Regions from separate parts of the Mus musculus genome. Here all the other regions are linked to region 1. A link is a loop called in an ENCODE intact Hi-C map of the cell type or tissue named here. Cell type or tissue: gastrocnemius. All regions are shown on one strand. Links, peaks and the distances in the headings refer to the core of each region. The heading gives the core; the rest is flanking DNA.

Region 1 (8,357 bases), core at 275-8,274:
GGTGAGGGTGAAGGTGAAGGTAAGGGTTAGGGTTAGGGTGAGGGTGAGGGCGAGGGTGAAGGTGAAGGTAAGGGTTAGGGTTAGGGTGAGGGTGAGGGCGAGGGCGAGGGTGAGGGTTAGGGTGAGGGTGAGTGGTCATGGAGCACTCTAGTATACCTTACCTGTCCTGAGGGACTGCGACCCCTTTCCTCCATAAGCTCTTCTGTCAGGTATTTTGTTATAGCAACAGTAAAGTAGCTGATGCTAAAGGGGAGAGGCCCTCATGATATTGTCACCTCTTATGCTAATACGTTGGCAGCATCTGAGACTTGGAGGAGACACGTTCAAATGGTAGCAACAGAGATCTGATGTGGCACTGTTCCAGTCTCCCTGACATCCTAATCATCTCTTGCATTCCTTCCTGTTCATGTCATCATCAGCACAGGCCTCAACATTACCTCATAAGAGCAAAATGGCTGCCAAAGCAGCAGCCATTGTCTTCATATCTCAAGCATCAGGAGACAGAAGACCAGTAAGGGGTCTGCCAACTGACTCAGGCCTCTTTTTAGGAAGTATTTCTCAAAGTTCTCAATAGTTCCCACCTGTCCTCATTCCAGGTATTGGCCAGAAGTGAGTCACACTGTCTCTCATCCGGTGTCTTCACCTTTTGTGACTGTCCTTAGGAGGCAGAGGTTGTAGCTGTCTTTCATTCATTCCCCCTGTTCTGTTACTAACCCTCTGACTGTGGTGAGAACTGCAGGCCAGCTGTTAGGAAGCATGTCGCAACTGTAACAACACAGGGGCGAGTGTTTGGTATTGTGATGAGTACCATCTCGTTACTTAAGGTTGTCTGCTCAAGTTGAAGGAGTGTGTCTTCTGAGAAAGGGGGAGGAGAAGAGAAGAAGGGTGGAGGAGAGAGAAGGAGCACCAGGTGTGTGTGTGTATGAGAGAGAGAGAAAGAGAGAGGGGGGGGCGGAGACCATTGGGCATGTGCATAGGAATGTGTGTTCATGTATGAGTGTGTATATGTGAATATGGCTATGTGTTTATGAGTGTGTGCATGTGTGAGTGTGTGTGTGTTTGAGAGAAAGAGACAGAGAGCACTCACTGGACATGTGCGTGAAAATGTGTGTACATGTACGAGTATGTGTATATGATTATGACTGTGTATTAATGAGTGTGTGCAAGTGTGAGTGTGTCTGCATGTATGTGTATGTGTGTGTGTGTGTGTGTGTGTATGGTATGCTGCCTTTCTGATGACTAAATAGTACAAGATGTTTCTATTTTTTGGCCCTTCTTGGTTTGAGGACCATCCTAGGGACTTCAAGGTCTAATGCCTTCATGTCATACAGGGGCAAGGTAATCTCCATACAGGGACAGGAACCCACAGTTGTCACCTTTTTGTAAGTCACAGAGCTGGGGTTCCCCTGTGTATGTGACTCAGATACAATCTATGCCAGGTACACACAGAAACAGCAGGGATTGCTGCCTGCAATTGATGGAAACCAGGGGCGTGCCTGCCCCAGACAAGGCAACACAAAGGCCAAGACTAGTCAGGCCACTGGCTATGTGATGTGTGGACGCATGGCAACTGGTGTGCTGGGGGGCTCCCACTTTCATCCTCTCTTAGCAGCCCTCCTCTCTTCAGTGGTGGCTCCATGGGACAAGTGGCTTGCGTCCTCTCTGCAGCACTGTGTGGTGACTGCAGAGGTAGACCCAGGCTGTGTACTGGGGCTGTCTGGAGGGCAGCCTCCCAGTTCTAGTTGGCCTAGGACTATATGGCTCCTTGCACATCTCCCTATTTGCCTCTGTGTGCTCTTCCGTGGCCTGGCCTGTGACAGTGGTCCCTAGTGACACCCAGTCCCTGAAGGCTGTTGTGTGACACGGATATGCCCGTTGTGCTTTCTCATCTCTCTCCTCCCCATTCCCTCATCTCCCCAGCCCCCACCCTGCCTCAGCAGCTGGAAACCACATTCTTCTTCCTGTTTAGGAGTTTGTCTTCCTTGAGTGTCCCCCTCCTCTGATTCTTAGCACATCCTGTGGAGGGGTGGTCAGGCGTTTAAAGCTCCACTGCACAGGTGGAGATACTGAGACCCTTGGGCTCGACGTCTTTCTTGATGACAAGATGAGGAGAGGCAGAGCTGGTCCTTGAACTAAAGCTGGTGGTGGTGGTGGGGGCATTGGGTACTGGAAGGGGCCCTCTTCTCTGTATCCATTGTCCTCATAAGCTCTATCTTTTTGGTGGCTGTCCTGGCAGAGGTTATGACCTCTTTTGTGGGTGAGGCCGAACCTCTCCTCTGTGCCTCGAGGACCTTCCTGTGAGTCTGAGGCACAGGCCATGGTTTATCAGAGTTGGTAGGTGGTGAGCCACCTGCTCAGTGTGACATTGGTGGCAGTCCCCTTCTTTCCCAACCTGGGTTCTCTGGAGACAGCTGACTCTAATGTCCATAGGTTGGTCTTGATGACTTAAAGGGAAATGAGAACATGACATGGCCAGGGAGGGCCTGTGGAGACGCCTGTGTTTATTTCCATGTGCGGTCTTGATGGTGATTTACTTAGTTTGCTGGGTTGCTTAGAGTACTAAGGAAAGGTGTTTGTCCTTACTACTCACCCCATGAAGGTGCCTGTCTGAGTGATGGCAGAGCCATCCATGACCCTTCTAGGGGCTGGGCAAGGCTGTCCCTCCCTGCTCTGAAAGAATTTGAGGAAGAGAAATAACTTGACAACAAGACTCAGATCTGTGCTGGTTCTAGGGCGCTGTGTGGCCTCAGCCCCTCCCACTCTCTGGGCACTTACTTTCTGCCCTGTGCCATGAGGATCTTGGACTGTAATTTGGGTACTCTGGTCCACAACAGCCAAGAGATCTTGCCACAGTCAGGGAGTGCACTGGCTAGTTTTGTGTCAACTTGACACAGCTGGGGTTATCACAGAGAAAGGAGCTTCAGTTGAGGAAATGCCTCCATGAGATCCAACTCTAAGGCATTTTCTCAATTAGTAATCAAGGGGGAAAGGCCCCTTGTGGGTGGGACCATCTCTGGGCTGGTAGTCTTGGTTCTATAAGAGAGCAGGCTGAGCAAGCCAGGGGAAGCAAGCCAGTAAGAATATCCCACCATGGCTTCTGCATCAGCTCCTGCTTCCTGACCTGCTTGCGTTCCAGTCCTGACTTCCTTTGGTGATGAACAGCAGTATGGAAGTGTACGCCGAATAAACCCTTTCCTCCCCAACTTGCTTCTTGGTCATGATGTTTGTGCAGGAATAGAAACCCTGACTAAGACAGGGAGTTACCTTCCTGTACCCTTGATTCTTGCTATGGGGGGAGAGAGGAGTCTGTCCCTCAGAGCCTGCACGTTCTTAACTGGTCTGGGTTCTCAGAGCCTCACTGGCTGCTCGGAAGCTGGTGGTTCAGAGGTCAGGACAGTCTGTCCTACCTCACATGTGAGCAGGATGCTGGGACCCCTGTCTCCTCACCGTGTCCTGAAGTCACCCTCAGGAGAGGGACACTGCCAGGATGCTTCTCAGGTTCTCTTCCCATCCGTCTGCCCAGGGCAGCCTGACCGTGTCCTCAAGCCACAGCAAGTTCAGCATGTCCTCCTGTGGTAACTGGTAAGGGGGCAGTAAAACCCAAGCTTCCTGGAGGGCAGGTGATCCTCACGGGCCAGCCAGGGCTGACTCAGAGCTGGGCTTGCCTGACAGCCTGGGGCCAGCTGCTCCAGGGGCCCAGCACAGAAATGAGGCAGCTGCAGTGGCCTCAGAAGGCTGTCCCATTACCAGCGCTGCCTTGGGAAGAATGCAGCCCCAGCCTGGCACAGAGAGGGCTGAAGGGGCAGCTGACTCTGCAGGGAAAGCTGAGACAAGTCAGTTCCTGGCTGGCCATGAGCCCTGAGACAGGGATTGCTGACAGTCTGACCCTCATCTTGACTGTGTGACCTTCATCGACCTTCTATCTGCTGGGGTCTTGTTTCCCTGTCTGAGCTCAAGGTGAAGAAAGTGCTTATAGAACACTCCCTATGACTTCACTACTTTAAAAGTTGGGTGTCATTGCTTCAGTTTCTAGGGAAATATAATTATTTGGAGGAAGCGTGGATCATGGGACTTTCTCCTAGGCTCCATGATCCCCCCCCTTCTCCCCATGTTCTTGCCTGAGCTGGCATCTTCTTTCCAAGATTCTAGAAGAAAAGTATACCTTTGTTCTTGACTTGCAGAGATGGGGGTCTCTGGAAAGACGTTTGGACTGACCAAAGAACTGTTTGCTTTGTCAGCTCCGCCCATCCTGAGAAATTCTTCCTCTCGTTTCAAGCCTCAGTTTCCCTCCTCAGACGTGTGAAGTGTTTGGGCAGGGTTCTTGATTTCCCTTTGGGAATTAGACTCTGTTCCCCCCTCCAATGTCTCACAAATGGGTTTATTCAGAAGAGCCAAGAAGAAAAACGACTTAGAGACAGGCAAGGAGAGCACAAGCCAACCTCCAGTGCGGGAACCTGTAAGGACACCCCACCCCAACCCATCTCTAAAGACTAACAGTGGGGTCCCTCACACTCGTCCATGGAGAGGTCTGTGGACAAGGGAGGGTGCTGGGCAGTGAGGAACTTCCAGGCAGTGCTTGTCCCCGAGTGAAAGTCAGGCAGGATCGTGTCCTGGCACTGGGACTAGCTGGGATTACCTTCACAGTCCAGACATGATTTATTTCCCACAGACCTCGGGATTGTCCGCAGAGATTCCAGAAGCTTCATGTGAGCATGAGTATCCATTATGCGGGGGCTGCCTGCCAAGAGGCTGGACTTTTTGCCTGCCACCACCACCTGCTGATTGTGAGCTTGCTGGCTACCTGGGGTCCGCATAGCATCCCAGGCACGTGGACGGCTTGGCCAGAAGCTGGTGCACTCTGATTCCAGTGCTTGGGTGAGAACCTCCACCCTGGCGCCACTGACATGGCCGTCAGGGGCCACCTTCCTGTGCCAGAGCCTTCCTGGAATAATGCTGCCCTGCCCAGGACTGGCATATGCACAGGCAGCCACCGCTCTCATAAATCTACCCCACGCCTGGCCTTGAATGCCTCCTTCTGGGCCACAAGGACAGTCAGATGAGCCGGTCTCTGTGTTGTCCCTGCTCTTCTCAGAGAGCCACTGTTCTTTTTATTGCTATGGCTTTATTGAGATGTAGTTCACATACCATGAATCACTAAGACATGGTTTAAATTGGACAACACAATGGTTTTCTGTCTTTCATCGGGTGTGCCAGCCATAAACACACTCTGAGAGAGTCTGTACTCTGGCCACCAAGTCCAAGTTCTTCCTGCCTCACCCCCAGCCTCGGGCTACCAACTATTTCTAGGTAGATAGATTTTGGGTCTTTCATAGGTAGGTTCTTGTGGTGTTCGCATCTACTTTTTACTGAGCGTGTTTCTAAGGTTCATGTTGTAGCATGTGTTGGTTGGTGTTTTACCCCCCCCCCCAGCTTATGACAGTAGTGCACCTCACAGACTGCTCCATGCGTCCACTGATGGACAGTGGGTTCTTACTGATTCCAGGCTGTCTGAACAAAGCTGTTATAGGTATCTGTGGGTGTTCCCCACTTTTGAGACAGGATCTCCTCTGTCCGAGGCTGGCCTCAAATGCATACTAGAGAATGATCTCTCACTCCTGACCCTCCTGTTACCACCCCTTGCTGGGTGCTGGGGTCACAGGTGTGAGCCATTACATCCAGTTCATGTGGTGCTGGGGACTGAACCCAGGGCTTCATTCATGTTTAGGCAAAGCCGCAGACCCCTCCTAACTTACTCTGCTCTTCTATCCACTCCCATGCACTGCTTGTCTGGCCACAATGAGGCCCCCTCTACCCCAACACAGTCCACATTTTCAGATCTCTACATTTCTTTTCTTCTCAGGAAGGGGGTAGTAAGAATCATACTATGTTGACATTTTTCAAACTCTAGCTTACAGTCTACTAGGGATCCATGAAATCAATTTGGGGGATTATTTTAAAGAGGCGCCCAAATAACTAAAGCAGGAGACTCTGACAGTAAGTCTGGGCTGAAGCGTGGGAGTGGAGATACATGTAGAAATGGAGGTGGCTACATTTAACTTCCCTTTCCTGCACCCATTCATCCATTCCTCCATCCCTCCATTCCTTCCGGGCGTGGTGGCCCACATCTGTAAGCCCAGCACTTGGAAAGTAGAGGATGCCCCCCTCAAGGTTAGAGGGCTATCCCGGGCTACATGAGGCTCTGGCTTAAAAGTACACCAAAAAACATAAGCAGAAAGAAAGAATGAAACTCAAACAAAAAGAGTCTCAGGACAGCTTAGGTTCTACAGTGAGACCTTGTCTCAAAATAAAACAAACACCCTAAAGCCAAAAGTCCAAACCAAATAAAACTCAATCAATCAGGTTGAGAGCAGTCCTCCTCCTAGACGCTTAACATAATCTGATAATGGAGGTAGACTTCATACTTAGCTATTTCTCCTGAGTGCTTCTGCCCTCTGTTTTGGGCCTGGATTTTATGTTTTTCACAAAGCCCTGTTGGAACATCCCTTCTTCCTGCAGTTCTCTTGGGCCACATGACTCCACGCACCGGTGCTGTGATGTGAGATCGTTTCAGCCTTGGATTACAGGGTTTTGTCTATGGTTCTTAAATGATCCTACTGTGTTCTCCCCCTGCTGGCTTCATGGGGTCACCTTTGGGGTTGTCCCTCTAGTTTGAGTGCTTCCTACAAGCAGGTCCCACCCGTGCCTTTCAAAGTGATGTTTTTTCTTTAAACTTTATCTATTATGAGTACATGTATATGTCTGTGTGCTGTGTACGCGTGCAGGTGTGTATGCACGCGACATGATGCACATATGGAAGTCAGATGAAACGGACAACCTTGTGCAGTCCTTCTCTGCTCCTTTCTGTGTGCTGTGTGGACAGACTCAGGTCAGCAGTCTTGTGCTGGGTGTCTTCATTGGCTGAATCATCTCCCTGGCCCTAGTGATCCTTTGATGTGCTTTGTTAGGGACTGGTGTGCCCTGTAGTTCTGGGAGGTCTGTGGTAGCACTTTGGATCTTCTAGGAATGAAAACGAAGCCGGCATAGCACTGCCTTTGGTTCCTCTGGCCCCATCCCCTGCGTTCAGGCTGGTGCGAGCATCCCAGCTGCTCTCTCAAGTTTCCAGGTAAAATCTAATGAATTACGCTGAAAAACAAGGCTGTGTGATTTGGATCCTGACTTCTTTGAGTGCTGATCATGACCTTGGGATTTATAAACACAGACAGCTGTCGTCCCAGATGACCTAGCAAATTGTGTTTCCCTCAAAAGCAGAGCCCAATTAGAAGCCTAAAGCACAGGGCGGTGCAGAGGACTAGATGACTTCCTGCCCAATGCAAGGTAGGAGGAGGCGGCTCACCAGGAAGCCTTTCACAGTAGCATACACAGTATGGGCGCCCAGCACACAGCAACCATCCCCACCTCCAATGGGACAAGTGCACTGGCATGAGATTTCATTCTCCTCCTCAGAAAGCCACACAACTGAAAGTGTATGAGTCATTTCTTGAATTTTCCATGTGACCTCTGTACAGGTAACTGAGAAAGAAAAACAACAACAACAACAAAAAAAAAACCAAAATTCTTCAGACAATGGGGCTACTGTAACGGTAGTTTGAGACACATGCCAATAATATTATAATATTAAAATGTCAATATTTAAAAAGTATCATCTTTAAAATCTGATTATTGGGTATTAAGTATCGACTCGGCGTTGGGCTGAGCATTTATCATTATTATTACTCCTGTTTATAGATAGATAATCTGACATGCAGAAAGGTCAGGTGCTTCGCAAGGGTCTTCTAGAAACGTGTGGAGATGGTCTGGACTGACATTAGGTCTTCTGAGGGCACAGCCTCGGGAGTGGGCTGGCCTTGCGCTTCCCTGGTTCACTGAGAATCGGGAGACATGGACTCTAGTGTGGACACTCCCAATTTGGGATTTGAATCTTCACAAGTCCCCTCCTTAAACACAAAGCTAAGCAAGACTCAGAGTCCAGCATTCCACCCCCTTAATGTACTAGAATTTTCCCTACCTCCCGATCTCTGAGACATATATTCATCCTCTGCCACTGTCAGCCAGTCTGGCCTAGGATCTTTACCCATCTTTAAGAGATGGGTGGAGTAGCTCCCCCTGTGGAACCCTCTGGGAAGGGCAACTTCAACTCCCTCCCTCCCCCCCCCCCCCCTTTCACAGATCTCTGTTGTACAGCCTTCCACAGTCTTCTGATGGACTGTGAACTTCCCAAGGGCAGACACTGGTTTCTTTACCACAGCGATGTCAGCATTTGGTAGGTGTGGGCCTGGTGTGGTCTTCTGTCCAGAAGGACTCCAGAACTGCCCTGGTGGTTATGATGCAATTTCACA
Region 2 (8,357 bases), core at 142-8,141, 93 kb after region 1:
TTGAAGAATTAGAGGTTACGTGGATAATTCCCAAAAGGATTCTGGCTGCCAGTTCCCTCCACACAGAACTTGCAAGATGGACATTGCTGAGTACAGTGGAATACTGGTCAGAATATCAGATGTGTTTCAGCCTGCTTACACAACTAGCTCTCTTTCTCTATTTGGTCTCAGTTTCTCCATCTGCTAAATGGGATGTATTGTACCAGTATCCCATGGATCTGAAGACTACGACCTGCAGTCAGCCTGCCTGGTTTTGAAAATAAGATGTGGTATGGCACAGCCATACCTATTTGTCTGGGCATTGCTTCTGTCGAATTGCAGCCTCAGGGTTGGTCAGTTGCAATAGAAACCAATTAGGCTGAAGACCTGGAGCAGCCATGCTCTGACCTTTTAAAGAAAAGTTTGCTGACTGACATCACCACCCTCATTATGGGGAAGATGTGGCACTGGCCATTTCAAGACAAACCAAGGTTCTTTCCTGCTAGCAATTGGGTCCCCTTTTCTTTCCTTGGGGGATAGTGAGGAAACTCTATTGTCTCCCAAAGATCTTTAGTAGGACCGAGACCCTGGCATCCATCAGAGAAACCTGCTCCTCTCCACACTGTGGATTAGCATTCTGTCTTTTCCTTCCTTATCCCCATCCCACCTTCACATATTCGTGCTGTCTGGGATGTACTCCCCCCAAACCCCACACCCTCAAAACCTTGACTCAGGAATATGCTTATGGCCATTGTGTTATTGTTAACATAATGTTATTGTTAACTTGACACAATTGAGAATCACCAGAGTACTGGGGCTCCAAGACTGCTTGTGAGGGGTTTTCTCAACTGGGTTAACTGAGTTAGAAAGACCTACTCTGAATACGGCTAGTGACATTTCCTGAGCTGGGCCTTGGAAAGAGAGAGAAGCTGAGTACTGGTGTGGACTCATCCATGCTCCCTCCTGACTGCAGTTAAAACAATCAGCTGCTTCAAGCTCCTGCTGCCTCACCATCCTCTCCATGATGAGACTTCGCACTGCAATTGTCACCTGAAACAAACTCTTGCTTTCTTATGTTGCTTTTGTCTGAGTGCTTTGTTATCTGGAGCAGAAAAAGGAGCCAAGACACTGGCCTATGACAAGACTTCAGTCTCCCTGCGTTAAGCTGCCCATGAGACCAACCATGTCTCTTTGGCATCTTTTAGGGGTAGTGGTACTTTGCATGCTAACTGTCTCGTTTCTCCGTGTTTTCCCTTGCCCAAATCACTGTGTTTTTACCATCCCAATGACATCCCTGAATTGGAGTTCTTGCCTTGGGCTTTGCTTTCTGGAGGGCCTGAGCCAAGCATGGTTTGTATTCAGTATCTCCAAGGGCTCCTTTGGCTCTAATACAACTTGTACTAAATCCCACTTATTATGTACCACATGGGGGTTGTTTTCTGAGATATACTAAAGGTCTTTTTTGGTGATAATTCAGATTAGATCAGTGGAAAATGTTATGCTAATTTGAATACTATTTATTAATAGTTATATATAGGGCCTTAAGTTGAGTCTTTCACAGACATTATTTGATTTTCACGTTTATTAGCTGTAGTCTCTTTATTTTATACAGAAGAGAGTAAAGTATAGGGAGGTAAGACACTTCCTAAATTGCACAGGTACTCAAGCCAGGAAATAAAACCAGATCTGATGGGTTCCAAAGACCAGGTTCACAATTATTATCTTAACTGTGTCTGACATCTAGAAGAAAAGAGAAATTCTAGATGTCTGTCTTCGAGTAGACATTTCACCAGTAAGGATGCATGGATGGCAAGTACGCACATGAAAAGAGGTTCAGCATCCTCAATGGAAATTAAGTTGGAGTGTTGTGCCACTACCCACGAAAACAGCAAACTTTAGAAAGACTAATCGTACCTAGTATTGGTGAGGATGTGGGGCAAGTAGAACTCTCATTGTCTGCTGGTGAAACTGTACAATGGTATCCTTACTTTGGAAAACAATGTGACAATCTTTTAAAAGGTTACATATACACTGATCACATGACACAGACATTTATTCTACAAAGATAAGGACCTGTGTACACACAGAGACTATTTTCTAAATGGCCATGGAAGCTTTATTGGTAACTATCCCAAACTGAAAATATCTACTAGCAAGAGAATGGATAAACAACTTGTCATGTAAAGGTTCACTGGAAAGCTACTAGATTATACAAAGAAATGGAACCTTGAGACATGCAATAAGACACTTGAACTTCAGGGTAGTTATATTGTGTAGCACAAGACAAATAAGATGGTGAATACCTCGTGAGTACATTTATGTAAATGTCAAGGAATAGAAAATTAGCCGATAGCAATGGAAACAGGTAGATGACTGTGGCCTGTGAAGATCATGAAGAAAGGAGGAGATAAGGGAAATACAGGAGAAAACATCACTTTAATTTGGGGGATTACAGTGAATGTAAACAAGCCAATTCTAACCCAGCTATACACTTTCAATACGTGTGCTTCACTATTAGTCAATTACATCCCAACCCATGTCCCTCAAAACAAGGATGCAGGATGTATTGGAAAATGGCTCATTATTTCCTGACTTCTAGGAGTGTTCGTCGAAGTAAAGCCAACGATATAAAAACAAGCCATTTGATATTGTCCTGGCTGACTGTCACAAATCATCGTGGATCGGGGTGGAAAGCAAATCCTCGAGCTCGGTGGGAAGGTTCTATCAGCTTTTATTTATTCATAAGCAGCATCAGGGAAAATGCCTTCTGAGGCCGTGTGTTCTTTACACTGACACAGAATGGTCCAGCCAAAAGGGGAAGGCAGGAAGGGACAGGACTTAGGAATCTGGAGACAATCTCTTCTTCCCCTTGAGCAAAGGTATCTCTGTACTGTAGAAAGGCATCTTATCATTTCATTTTCTGGACGAGGTGACTTGAGAAAAACATGAGTTCTTACATGTGCAAATGGTCGGACCTTTCCATCTTCATGCCAATCACTGCTAAGCACTTGGCAGAAATCCTCCTCTTCGATGCTTCATGGCCAGCCTGAGGTGTGTCAGAAGCCTACAGAGCCTCTTCTGGAGCTGGGGACCTCCTCACCTTTGGTTTTGCACATTGAATGACTCTCTGAGTCTCCCTTGGTCACTCAGTACTCTTTCCTATCTCCATTTCCTTCCTTCTTTGCATATGTGTGTGTATTCATGTGTAATGAGTACATGTGCCTTATGTATGTCTCCTTTATTATCATTTATTTAGTTGAGATTTAACTCTTTTTTTTTCTGATTGTGTCTTAAGAGATGATACGCAGCCTATTTCTTTATCAGGAAAGTGATAAAGCCTCCTAAACAGTCAGAACTGAAGTTGTAAAATTATAATGTAAAAATCTTTTAATGGATAAGTGTCAAGGAAATGGTGCACAGTGCCTGTTCTTTGTCATTTTGGTCCTAAATGTTGCCACTGTTACTGACTGAGACAGGACTCCTTGCTGAACCTGGAGTTTGCTGGTTCTAGCTAGTCTCGTTAGCCAGATTGCCCTGGGGATGCCAGCCTCTCTCTCTCCTTCTCTCGTTTTCCCCAAGGGTTCTGGGGAGCTGCCCTCTGGTCCTCACACTTTCAGGGTAAGTGCTTGCTCCACTGTTCAGTCTCCCCAGCCATCTTGCCTTCTTTGGTGATACAGCTGACTTCACATTCCTCCTCTACATTGTCTTCAGTTCCCCAAGGATCTTCTGTCATTGAAGGCCAGGAGTGTCCCTTCACCACATGGCCACAGAAAGACCAGTGATCACCCAATGGCTCCCACTGTTTAAAGTCTCCTCTGCACTGGGAAGAGAAGCTTGTATGCTGGGGAAGCCCAGATTGGCAGCAGAGACAGACACAAACCCAGGACATACCCTCGATGAGGCTAGAGCAGAGCTGCTTTGTGGAGGATGTAGGACAGCTACAAGGGAAGAGGAAATGTCACAGCTGGACCCAACAGGAAGGGTATTTGTCTGACATAAATGAGAGGAGAGAATTTTAGGCAGGAAGCAGAATCCTTTCTTCCTAGCAAAGAGTCATGGAGTGCATAAAGCATGTGGGTGGTTTGGGTCTGGACAAAACCCAGGGAAAGGTGAAGCTGAGGGGAAATCAGGCCCAACTTGTGGAAGAGAAGCCTGGTGCCTGCTGAGGCCTTGGCCTTCAATTTGAGATGCTGGGCAGGCTCTGAAGGGTCCCACTTTTGGAAATGATAGCCGTGGTTTGGTCATCTGGGTTGATTATCTGGGGCCTAGTTCAGGCACTCTTCAGGAATGCTTTCTCACAGACCAGACTTGACTACACTACCATCCATATTGGGGCCAGCCAATCCTGGACACTTTACAACTGCATCCCTGTCCTCTCCACTAGAGTCAGTGGTATTTTCACAGCTCTGATCACCCAAGATGTTCCTATACATCAACAAATGTCCCCGCATAATAAACAATTCCTAGGTGAGAGCCATTGTGTGGTAATTGGATTTGTTGTTATTGTTGTTGTTGAATTGTGTTTGAGGAGTGTCCTTATACACAAATGCAAAAGATGGCGTCTTTTGTATTTGCCTTTTTCCTGTTCTCCAAGGCCCCAGTGTCTGACTTCCAGCCTCCCCTTGAGCTACACTGGACATGCCCTTGACTGCCTACCTAGCCTCACTCAGCCCTAGGGCTCAAGATCTCTGCTCCTGAGGCTTCTGGCTGTGGTTGTCTGTAGTGAACCCATAGCAAACAGCTCTGTCTATTTCTACTTCAGGCCAGTAAAGGACCTAATTCCCTCTGGGGCACACTACATGGTGTCCAGAGACTACTGGAAGGGCTCCCACCTTGAGATCAGCTTCAACAGAGCCGTCCAAGCAGGTTGGCACTCAGGCCTTCAGTCCAACTGTTTGCCAAGCCATTGCTTGGAGGGACAAGTCAGCTCAGGAGGTCTGCCAGGGAAAGAGTACCAGGTCAGGGACAGAGGGCAAGTGGTGGCAGCTGGAACCCATGTGACTGCTGGAGGCTATGTATGTGTGTGTGTCACAGGGCAGAACTGGCTACTGATTCCTGCCTTGGCTCGATGTGAAAAGCTGTCACACGACTTGACTTTCTCTGTGGGAGTTTTGTGTTGGGGGTCTGGAGAGGCGGGTGGGAGAGCAGGGTGAAGTGATTTTTTAGGATCCGTGCTGGACGTATAAAACACACTTTGAATCACAAGTTGATGCTCACAGGACATTGCTGGCTTTGCCAGCGCAGAAATCAGGCTTTGGGCACGCAGACAAATCTGCGCCTGAGTCTGTTATGATTAGACTGGGATGTCTAAGGCAGGGTCCACTAGTAGCCGAGTAGGGAGCTAGGGACCACTGTCTACCTCTCCCAACATCAATGTACAATAAATATAAGCGTCTTCACTTGCTTATCCCACAGTAGCCCTGTTCCAAGAGAGAAAAACAAGGGCCAGAGTCTCTCTCCTTGTTCCATTTTCTCCCATCCGTAGGGCTTTCAGGGTTTCATTTTCTTTTTTAGTTTTAAATTCCCAACGCCAGGTTCCCTTTGACTTCTTTATATCTTCAAGTTCACATGCCAGCTATTCCTTCTTGCTGATGGGCTGTGGGAGAGGATTCTGAAATGACCCCACCTCTTTTGACCCTAGGTCCAGGTTGGCAAGCTCGGGGGATCCTGAGCAGTCCCAGGTTAGCATGGCTGGAGCCTGAGTCAGGTGTATTCTCAGGCTGTGAGGAGGGGCTTGGCATGCCCCTCAGCAAGGACAGGAAAGCCCTGAGGGCTCCCCCAGAGGCTCCACTTACCTCAGCCCCCACAGAGCCAAGAGCTTTATTTAGCCTCTCCGAAATCCCACAGACAGGGACAGTACTCCTGAGCTAGTGTCCTTGCTGTGGAAGAGGACAAAAGCTTGTGAGCGGGCTTTGCCCCGGGAAGACAGCCACCTGCCTCGTGCTTGCCCACTGTTTCATCTCAAGGGCTCGCACTTTTTAAAATGTTTAAAAATAACATTTAGCATATCTAATCTCGTTATGTAAGCAGGATGTATTCAGTGTAGAATAATTGGGAAACCCGAAAAAGGATAAAGCAGTCAGTTTAATCTTTACCACTATCCCACACATCAGAAATATATAAGCCCTGATAAAATGTTAGCATAGCATTTCTCACCTGTTATTGAGTCATGGGTGTGTATATAGCTCTATAGAGCATAAGCAAAATATATTTCATCTAAAACTACAATAGGACTGCCATTTAAGAGGCATGGATCAAAGAATACAACTCGTAATATTGTCCAATGCAGTGCATTTCACATGAGAATCACTTCTGTGATGGGCAATGAAAGTATTTCCCGACCTATGGACTCTGCATGTCCTTTGCCTCCTCATCTCGTAAGATGTCACCAGTCTCCTGACCTCTATCATTCCAGTCTGCACTGGGCTGTGCTTGAGTGTTGTATGGAGTCCTAGAGCAAAACTTCTCTGTTGCCTAACGTGTGGCATTTACTACAGCCCTGACCCAGTAAAGGCACTCTGCCCTGCTGTCTTAATGTATGTTAAACTGAGTGAATGAATAGCTGCTTGAATAGAATGGGCTTTGCTTATTGTCTTATGTGGTGGCCTCTTAACAGGTCACTGTGTTTTCCAGTAACCGCCTGATCGGCCACATGGAGAAGAAAGAGAAGGCAGGTGGCTAATACAACAGCCAGTGCTGAGAATAGAGGATGACCTGGACTGTAGGGGCATCGGGGAGAGTTAGGAGGGAGCAGGCTGCTGTCTGCCTGGCACATGGGCAGGCAGGACTGGTGCCCCAGGAGTGGCAGGACAGGGGGTGTATTTTTAGAATCCCCATCACACAGAGTAGCCACTTGACACTGTGGTCATCTCACTGCTCTAGTGGTTCCTAGCTCCATGCTGAGCCTCCACCCTGGATCAAGCAGTCCTTAACCTCCTGCCGGCCTGCCAAGGAAGCACGTGAGAAGCACGCTTAGGAGCCAGAGGTGATGATCAGCACAGAGCAGGAGGACTGTGATGTTTCCAGAAAACACTTCGCAGAGTGCAAACGCTTCAGGTTATGTGAGATGGGAACTCTTGTACTGCATCCCAAAAAAGAGTTGTTATGTTATGGGACCAGAGTCTTGGCACCGATACGAGTATATGAGGCCGTCATTTAAGGTCACAAGGTTCGAAGGTGGAATGATGTGTTTGAGTACTGGGTCCCTGCCTGGTAGCTCCTTATTTGGGGGGGGGGGTTGGGGAACCTTTAGCATGTAGGGCCTAGCTGGAAGAAGAGATTCACTGGAGGGTGGGCCTTAAGAGTTATAACCTTGTTCTACCTCTGACCTCAACCCCGCTCTGCTTCCTGTACATATGGTCAAGTTACTGTCTCCTCCCCGTCCCTGCCTTCCCTACCATCATGGACCATATCCCCTAAAGCCATGAACCCAAATAAGTTCTTCCTCCCTTTCAGTGCTTCCTGTCAGGCCGTTGGTCATGGTGACAAGGGGAACGATAGATCCCTCCTACCCCTGACTACATTTATAACATATAGTCAGGGGTTACCCCTCCTTTTCTCAACGGTGTAATCATCACCATAGCCATTATCATCTCTTTCTGGCCCTTTTAATTACTTTCTCTTGTCTGCATTAAAAAAAAAAAAAAAGGCATGTTTTCACTATTGAGTCCTTGCTGGCCTGGAACTTACTATGGAGACCTGGCTGGCCTTGAACTCAGAGATCTGCCTGCTTATCCTTCCTAAGTGCTGGGATTGGAGGTGTTCACCATCATTCTTGCCTTCCATCTATTCTTGCTTCACTCCTCGTTTTCATTTCACTCTATAGCCAGAGGTGGGGTGCTCTCTGCAGCTGTGATCTTTTCGATGTGGCTGGACCCTGAAGGAAAAAAGAGCAATATTACTGGCTCGGGATGTAACTGCAGCAGTAGGAGAGGGTTTCTGGGCTATGTTGGTAGGATCAAGAGCTATAGAAAGGCAATATCCTGGGACCCTGTGATGGGCTGGGAACTTTGATAGAAATTTCTGGGGTCTGCTCTGACATGGCGCAGGTAGACCTAATACCAAATGGGATTTTATTACTTGCCAGACATTTCATCGCCTAGGGTAATTAACAGGCTTTGGGAGATGAAGGGGGTGAGAAGAAGGGTCTTATTCCGGAATGACTTTGGGGATCCAGCAAATTAGATCACAACGAGTCATTGAGGTCAAAGACTGTTGTGTTATACATTTTAAACCATAGACAAATTAGCCTTAAACAAGCCATTGGGACAGCCAGGGTTGACTCCGAGGTTTTCTGCAGAGCGTGACCTGGCACCGTTTGTCTGTGCTGAAGGCAGCAGCCCGGCAGTCAGCAGTTTTGGGGGCTTCCACTTGGAAGG
Region 3 (8,357 bases), core at 269-8,268, 170 kb after region 1:
CTGCTCACAGCTTTCCCCGGGGGGCATCTTCATTGGCATCTGTAATAGGATTGGGAACTGTAGTGTGCCTGCTGCCTCAGCACTGTAGCTGAGACCGAGTGAAGAACAAAAGCTTTTGGTACTCTACCTACCTGTTTCGATCTCTCCGAGCATCTTGGGTGCCTGGGCACAACCAAACAGTATGGGCTTATTGAGAACACGAGTTCCAGAATCGACTTCAGTCCATCACCCACCTTCTTCACCTATGATTTGAGAGCAGACCTGCTCTTTGGGTGGTGCTGCATGTGTGGGGGTAACTGACCCCTTTGGGTAAGGTTAAAGGGATTCTTCTCTCCAGAAGCCATTTGCTTCCTCTCTCCAGTCATCACAATGAGCAGTGGTACCCACAGAAAGAGGAGCTTGACTTTTAATTCTTTGTTGCTTTCTTTGTCTGTCCTACCTCAGTGGGCAGGGAGAGATGCTCCCCAGTGTCCTAATATGTGAAGGTGTAAATGGAAACTATAGCTCAGATGGCCACACACAGGGAATAAAGAAGCATCTATGTCAGAGGTGGATGATGAGAAGTCCACTTGTTGGACTTCGGCTGGGATGCTCCATTGAATCGTTCTAGTCAATTTCTATGTCCGCTCTGTTGTGCCCATTATCAATGTACACACTAAAGTCATCACTGAACCAAAACAGTAGGTAGAGAGGGTGCCAGCATCAACAGTCTTAGCTCTTAGAGGACAGACAGGAATTGGTTTCTGAAACCACTCCCTGCCATCCCCTCCTCCCAAGCATGTAATGGTATTTGCTGGTGTGAGGGCTTATTCCTTGTCTGTCTCCAGAGAGAAGTCTAAGAAAGTCTCTTAACTTTTCTCATAAGGCTAATCGTAAAAATTTCTAATGTCCCCAATCATGATGACAATCTCCTTTCAGGAACTAAAATGACCAGTGGTGTGGACTTGGCAACACTGGCAGTATTCAGAATGAATCCCACCGTTCCCAGATCTGGCCTGCCTTAAACTTGGCATCTGTTGCCTGTTACCTTCTTTTGTATTCTTCACTGCTACCTTACTGGGTTGTATCTGGGTCCCAAGGAGCTGGGAACGAGGTAGGATAAAGTAGAGCGAGAATTGATACAGAAGTGGTCAGGCTACCTCATAGAAGCAGGACAGAGTCCTAAAACTGGTTCTGCCCCAGAGGGATGCTCTCATGAGTGACCCAGACACATCCTTATCTGCAGGCTCTGTTACCTGAATGGCAGTTGATGTGAGTGAGTTTTTCCCTCAGCCTTTGAGAATCTAGAGGGCTTTCCTGTTACCCTTACAGGATGTTTGCACTGCATTAATCCAAACTGATTTTAAATGTCTTTCTTCTACGTGGCTCTATCTGGTCCTTGAGATACTGAAACCCACCTTGGGCATTTTTGTTAATGAACATGCAATTTGGTCCCTGCAAATTGTAATCACAGATCCTTTCATCAGGATCTTGCTACAGATATAATCTTGTTTGCTTATCTTATCTCCATGTTAGGTAGATTTGTGTATATGTGCACAAGTGTGGGGTAGTGTGCATACCTACATGTGTCGAGAGTAGAAATTGACTTCAGAGTGTTCTGCAACCACTCTCTACCTCATTTTTTTTAAGAGCAGATCTTCACCTGAACCTGAGCTCACTGACTAGGCTAACCTAGCTGTCCAGCTAACCCCACAGAGCCTCCTGTCTCTACCTCTCCAGTGCTAGGACTCTGGTGCATTGCACCTGGATTTTTACATGGGTGCTAAGACTCTGGAGACAGGTCATCACGATTGTGTATGGCAATCATTCTGCTGACTGAGCCAGCTTTCCAGGATAGATTTACTCTTTGAGGCATAGATCTGGCATGGTTTTTAATGCCTAACAACTTTAGGCATCATTATTCTGAATGGTTCCCTTCAGGTTCCTTGTCTCAGTGGGTATGAGAAGACATCTCCCATGTGGTGTGGGAGAGATAAGTGCCCCCCACACAACCAACTCCCTCCAAAGTGATCCCATACCAGCCTCTTTAACTTCACCCCTGATGCCTCCAGTGTGGGTGATGGGCAAATAATTAGCAAACTGGATTTTCACCATTTCTCTGCACAGTCTATTCAGCACTTCGCTTTGGGATGTGGAGATATTTGAGACTCTTGCTTTTGTTCTCAGCCAGCCATTGTGGTTGCAAACAAAACAGACACAGAAGAGTCCTGTTTGGACATCCCATCATGCATTGTTGGGGTTTGAACATGTCCCTCACTCACCCTACTTTAGAAAAGTCTGCACTGGGTAGTAAGTGAAAGGAGGTGGAGGCGAGATGTGTGTGAGAATACATCTCAATAGAGGAAGAAATCAGAGCTGGATCGCACACCATCCAGAAGCCACAGACACCGTAGGGGAGGAGACAACACTCAACTTCCCATAGACCGTGAGCAAAGTCTCAAACCAACATTAACATCTGGGAACGATTACTTCTATTATCCGTTGACATGGAGGAGGAAACGCGCCAAGTGACTTTTGGTGGCAGGTTCAAATGGAGCTTTGGTACAAACAGTAACCTACTGTGTGGCCAGCTCTGCAGCCCAGAATGCCCCAGTACTCCTGGGTCACTTGAGTTGCTTATCACACTTCTCCCAGGCTTGTTCATCCCATCTCATTTACAGCCCTTTGCTCCAGTTATTTCACTTGAAGTCACTGGAATGCCCACTGCAACCATTGAAATATTTTAAGGACTCGAGTGTTGTAAAGACATCTTCATTGCAAAAGATTCCAAAAGAGATGTTAACATGAAGTTGAGTTTTCGGGGGAATAAAACAAAAATAACTGGAGATTCTTAGAAACTGATTCAAAGCTTACAATTACATAGATGAGATGAATCAGCATTGTTACAGTCTGGATTGGGGCTTAAATTTTTTTAACTGGGTTATTATTCTGTATTGCAGACAGACCAACCTGTAGATTACTTTTTCCCTGATGGAATAATCCCCCTGGTTGGTTAAGCTATAGCCCTATTGGATGGGCTTTATATCTAGACAAGCCCACTTATCCCAACATTTCCTTCAAAGATTAGCCTCTCAAAGGCTCTTTGGGGTGACTTTAACACCTTCCTGGCTCTTTCATTAGTTAATGAGTTGAATAAAAGCTTTGACAGCTGTTCAGTTTATATTTGAGAGGTCATAATGATACCTTCTTCTCAGTACCAATGGAGGGCAACTCACAGTTACCTGTGGCTGTGGCTCTTGCTTCAGAGCTCTTGCTCTCTTCTGGCTTCTGCAGACATATATGGTACTCATGCATGTGCACATATGCCAGTGCACACACACACACACACACTCACCACTCATGTAAAAATAAATGTAATAAAAACAAAACCTTAATAAATGTGGTTAGTCTTACTGTGGTGGTATAGTCTTTCTTCCCAACACTCTAGAGGGAGAAGAAGGAAGAACTCTGTGAGTTCAAGGTCAACCTGGCCTATACAGTGTGTCCCGGGCCAGCCAGAGCTAACCTAGTGAGACCATCTCAGAACAAAAATTTCCTTTTCATTTGTACTGCTTGATTCCCTTCTGCCAGGATAAACCCTGGAGCATGGGGCCTGTGGCTGTCCTGAGCACCACTGTAGTCTGTCACCTGGTCCTTATTTCTTTCCAGCCCTCCTGCCAGCACCCCATGACACCCCATTATCCTCTCGCCTTTGAATTGTCTCAAATATCTTCTGGCAGCTCCTCCTGCAGCTGTTCTGAGGTTCCTCTCATGTCAGCACTGGGCATAAAGTAATTCATAAAGCACATGATGAATCTGCTTTCTCTCCTGCGAGAATGTACTCGGATAAGTCGAATTCCTTAACCCAGGCTGCTGTCCTTCCTGATCCTACCTTGCCCGACTCTGGTCACTCCCACCCTTGATCATGACAGGACATCCTCATCTTAGAACCTTTCCATACATCCATCCCTTCACCTACAAAGTTCTGCCTTCACACTCACCTAGCTAGCTTTTGCTCTGCTGTCAGCTCAGCTTTAAAATCCCCTCCTCAGAGAAGAATTCGGTGCTGCCTGAAGACCCTGCATTACCTCAGAGATTTCATTTCTAGCATCTGTCTTTCCAGTGGACCATATACATCCTGAAATTAGGCTTGAATTTTATTGTGTACAGCCCTGTATTAAATGCTGAACCCAGAACATGATGCTATAACTTACCAGTTCAAACAAGCACATTTTTTCATGCTTTTATATCAGGGGGAATCTTTTAACCATTAGGATAACACAGTTAGCATTTTCTTTTTCAACTATAGGTGAGATAACTGTGTATATTATAATCAACCGTGTCTTACATTTGAAGAAATGTGTTGGGGGCCACACAAGTGGTTATTCACACCAGAAAGCCTGCAGCTACTTAGTGTTCATCAGTATGATGCCTGGTGTCAGAAAGGCTGTTTGCGCATAGCAAGCAATAGATCCAACCTCTAGTTGCTTCTCTGGGTGGTGGATAACAAAGTACTTCACTCCCCACCCCAACTCTGGTACTAGCTAGACATTGTGCATGTTGCAAGTTCACAAGGAGAGAAATGTATCTGGAACAATTTGTGCAAGCTCCTGCCTGCTGCTCTGGTGTCTGCTGATTCAACTTCTGTCAACACAATTCCATGCCCCAACCACTGCTGTCAGCACCTCCCCTGCCAGAGCTGATGTCATGTCAGCTGCCCCAGCTCAGATCAGCTGTCTGCATAACTGTCCTTACATTCCGAATAGCGGCTTCTCTGTATTAGTTACTTCTTGGTTGCTGTGATATAACTCCATTACCAAAAGCAACTTAGTTTGCTTTACAGTTCCAGAGGAAGGGTCCACGAGGGTGAGGGAGCTATGGCAGCAGATGATTGGCTAGAACAAGAAGCTGAGAGATCGCAGCTTCACCACAGAGGGAGTGAACTGGAAATGAGGCAAGGCTATAAACTCTCAAAGCTCATCTGCACTGATGAACCTCCTTCAGCAAGGCTGCATCTTCTAAAGGTTCCATAACCTCCTCAAATAAAACTGCCAACAGGAGACCAAATGTGTAAGTATGGAAGCCCAAAGGTGGGTATTTCTCATTCAAAGTACCCTGTACTCCCATCTAGTAGAACAGAGTGGCCCTCTGGTACTCAGGGGATGCCTTGCTCTGTCATTGTTCCAGAGCCCTCTGTTGGGATCCCAGCCATAGCCTTGGCAGAGAACAGGGATCTATAGAGTACTTGAGCATACACTGTATGCTCAACAGTCCTACCTTGACTTTTGGTACAAAGTCCCAAGGCCACCTGAATGGGAGGATTACTTTGACATTCAAGTGTCTCTCTGGACCAATTGTAGCAGAGAAGACATTACATGTGAGTCCCAAGCTTCTTGTTTTGTTTTTGTCGTAAACACTACCCTGCCTTATCTCCTTCATAGGAGTCAGTTTCTCATCTGTCGGAGGTTGCCATACCCTGAGCTCATCCTGAGAAAATTCTGTTCTTATCTGCCGGCACGTCTTGACCTCAGCAGAAACAGATATTAGGAGAGCAGGTTTGCTCACTGACTGTGTCCTTCATAAGTTGCACCATGATTGATGAGACTTCTATTTCTGGGAGCGCTCCTCCCACCATTACCATTCCTAGGGCTTTACAAAATACTTGAGTTGAATCACACTGACAGGATCTCTTAGTCACTTTCAGTTCTGCCAAGGAAACATGGGCACAGGCTCTCACTTCCTAAGTTAACTTTGATTCCCACCAGACCCCAGTTCCTTTTGGGTAACAAAATACCTAAAAACTAAGTTAAATATTTTCTTTTTTCTTATTTTTATTAAGAATATTTTTATAGAACCATTAAGTCTTACTTCAAAAGACTGTAGTCCACAAAATTGGACAATCTAAATGTAATGGATGGTTTTCTTGATAGATCCCACTTACCAAAGCTAAATAAAGATCAGGTAAACAAACTAAACAGATCTATAACCACTAACAAAATAAAATCAGCTATTAAAAGTCTCCCAACCCCCCCCCAATCCCAGGGCCAGATGGTTTTATCACAGATTTCTACCAGAATTGGTTCTTCAAAACTGATACCAATACTCCTCAAACTATTCCACAAAATAAAAACAGAAGGAACATTGCCAAACTCATTCTATAAGGTCACAGCCACCCTAATACTTAAACCACATGAAGAATCAACAAAGAAAGAGAATATCTCACCTACTTCCCATATGAACATTGATACAAAAATACTCAATAAAATACTTGCAAACCGAATCCAAGAATAAGTAAAAACCATCATCCTTCAAGATCAAGTAGGCATCATCTCAGGGATACAAGGGTGTTTCAATCCATGAAAATCCACCAATCTAATCCACCATATAAACAAACTGGAAAAAAACATGATATCTCATTAGATGCTGAAAAAGCATTTGACAAAATTCAACACCCTTTCATGATAAAAGTCTTGGAGAGGTCAGGGATACAAGGGTCATACCTAAACACAGTAAAAGCTATGTACAGAAAGCCAAGAGCCAACACAAAATTAAATGGAGAGAAACTTAAAGCAATCCTACTAAAAACAGGGACAAGACAAGGCTGCCCACTTTCTCTGTATCTATTAAACATAGTACCTGAGGGTCTAATCAGAGCAATAAAACAACTAAAGGAGATCAAAGGGATACAAATTGAAAGGAAGAAATCAAAGTATTGATATTTGTAGATGATAGGCTAGTATACATAAGTGACCCCCAAAATTCTACCAGAGAGCTTCAGCTACTAAAGACCTTCAATTAGTAGCCCTCCTTTATACCAATAATAAACAGGCTGAGCATGAAATCAAGGAAACAATACCTTTCACAACTGCCACAAATAATTATAAAATACCCTGGTGTAACTCTAACCAAGCAAGTAAAAGATCTGTATGGCAAAAAATTCAAGTCTCTGAAAAAAGAAAATGAAGAAGACCTCAGAAGATGGAAAGCTCTCTCATGATAATGGATAGGTAGGATTAACATAGTGAAAATGGCCATCTTACCAAAAGCAATTTACAGATTCAATTCAATTCCTATCAAAATTCTACCACAATTTCTTAAAGACCTTGAGAGGGAGGGAGGGAGGGAGGAATGAATGGGTGGGTAGAGGGAGGGAGAGAGAGAGAGAGAGAGAGAGAGAGAGAGAGAGAGAGAGAGAGAGAGATTGATTCTCAATTTCATATGGAAAAACAAAAACCCAGGATTGTGAAAACAATCCTGTACAATAAAGGAACTTCTAGAAGTATCACCATGCCTGATCTCAAGCTGTACTACACAGCAATAGTAATACAAAACTGCATGGTATTGGTATAGGATCAGACAGGTTGATTGATGGAATTGAATCAAAGACCCTGAAATAAACTCACACACCTATGGACATTTAATTTTTGACAAAGAACACAAAACCATACAATGGAAAAAAAGAAAGCATCTTCAACAAATGGTGCTGGTCTAAGTGGATGCTTGCATATAGAAGAATTCAATATTCAGATCCATATCTATCACCTTGCACAAAACTCAAGTCCAAGTGGATCAAAGACCTCAATGTAAAGCCAGATACACTAAATAGACCAGAAAGTAGGGAATAACCTTGAACTCACTGGTACACAACTTCGTGAATGGCACAAGTTCTAACATCAACAATTGATAAATGGGACCTCATGAAACTGAAAAGCTTCTGTAAGTCAATGGGCACTGTCAATAGGATAAAATGGCAACCTATAGATTGGGAAAGGATCTTCACTAACCTTACATCTAACAGAGGGCTGATAACCAAAATCTATAAAGAACTCAAAAGTTAGACACCAACAACCCAAATAACACAATTAAAAAATAAGGTACAGAGCTAAACAGAATTCTCAGTAGAGGAATCTTGAATGGCTAAACAGTACTTAAAAAAATGTTCAGTGTCCTTAGTCATTAGGGAAATACAAATCAAAATGACCCTTAGATTCCACCTTACACCTGTCAAGTGACAGCACATGCTGGTGAGGATGTGGAGCAAGAGGAACACTCCTCCATTGCTGGTAGGAGTGCAAGCTGATACAACCACTCTGGAAATCAACTTGGTTGCTTAGAAAACTGGGAATAGTTCTACCTCAAGACCCAGCTATACCAGTCTTGGGAATATACCCAAAAGATTCCCACTCTACCACAGGGACACTTGCTCAACAACAGTTATAGCAGCTTTATTTGGAGTAGTCAGAAACTAGAAACAGCCTAGTTGTCCCTCAGCTGAAGAATGGATAAGGAAAATGTGGTACATTAACACAATGGGATACTATTCAGCTATTAAAAACAAAGACACCATGGATCTTGCAGGCAAGTGAATGGAACTTGAG

The links. Peaks named below come from ENCODE experiments on the same cell type or tissue, not always from the same donor. Only the 100,000 strongest peaks of a DNase experiment are listed, where the experiment ranks them.
Region 2: a loop joins it to region 1, with 19 times the contacts of the local background. A loop is called at or near these places in 2 of 42 quality-filtered maps.
Region 3: it touches region 1 in a loop (15-fold over the local background); 2 of 42 quality-filtered maps call a loop at or near these places.

Annotation. Positions count from the first base shown.
Region 1 is chr4:47,494,490-47,502,846 of GRCm38, forward strand. Gm42283 (a long non-coding RNA gene) reads right to left here and starts at 366. Exons shown (of 4, transcript XR_881260.1): 1 at 162-366. In gastrocnemius, for the core only: no CTCF peak of the experiment used is centred there; a DNase peak (open chromatin) is centred at 4,798; H3K4me3 peaks cover 303 bases; H3K27ac peaks cover 4,534 bases.
Region 2 is chr4:47,587,553-47,595,909 of GRCm38, forward strand. Gm42284 (a long non-coding RNA gene) reads right to left here. Exons shown (of 3, transcript XR_881261.2): 3 at 7,574-7,855. Among named protein-coding and RNA genes, the nearest start is that of Gm32487, 11 kb to the right of the region's middle. In gastrocnemius, for the core only: no CTCF peak of the experiment used is centred there; DNase peaks (open chromatin) are centred at 4,933 and 5,198; H3K4me3 peaks cover 761 bases; H3K27ac peaks cover 5,277 bases.
Region 3 is chr4:47,665,993-47,674,349 of GRCm38, forward strand. No RefSeq gene overlaps it. Among named protein-coding and RNA genes, the nearest start is that of Gm32544, 31 kb to the left of the region's middle. In gastrocnemius, for the core only: no CTCF peak of the experiment used is centred there; no DNase peak of the experiment used is centred there; H3K4me3 peaks cover 1,297 bases; H3K27ac peaks cover 2,914 bases.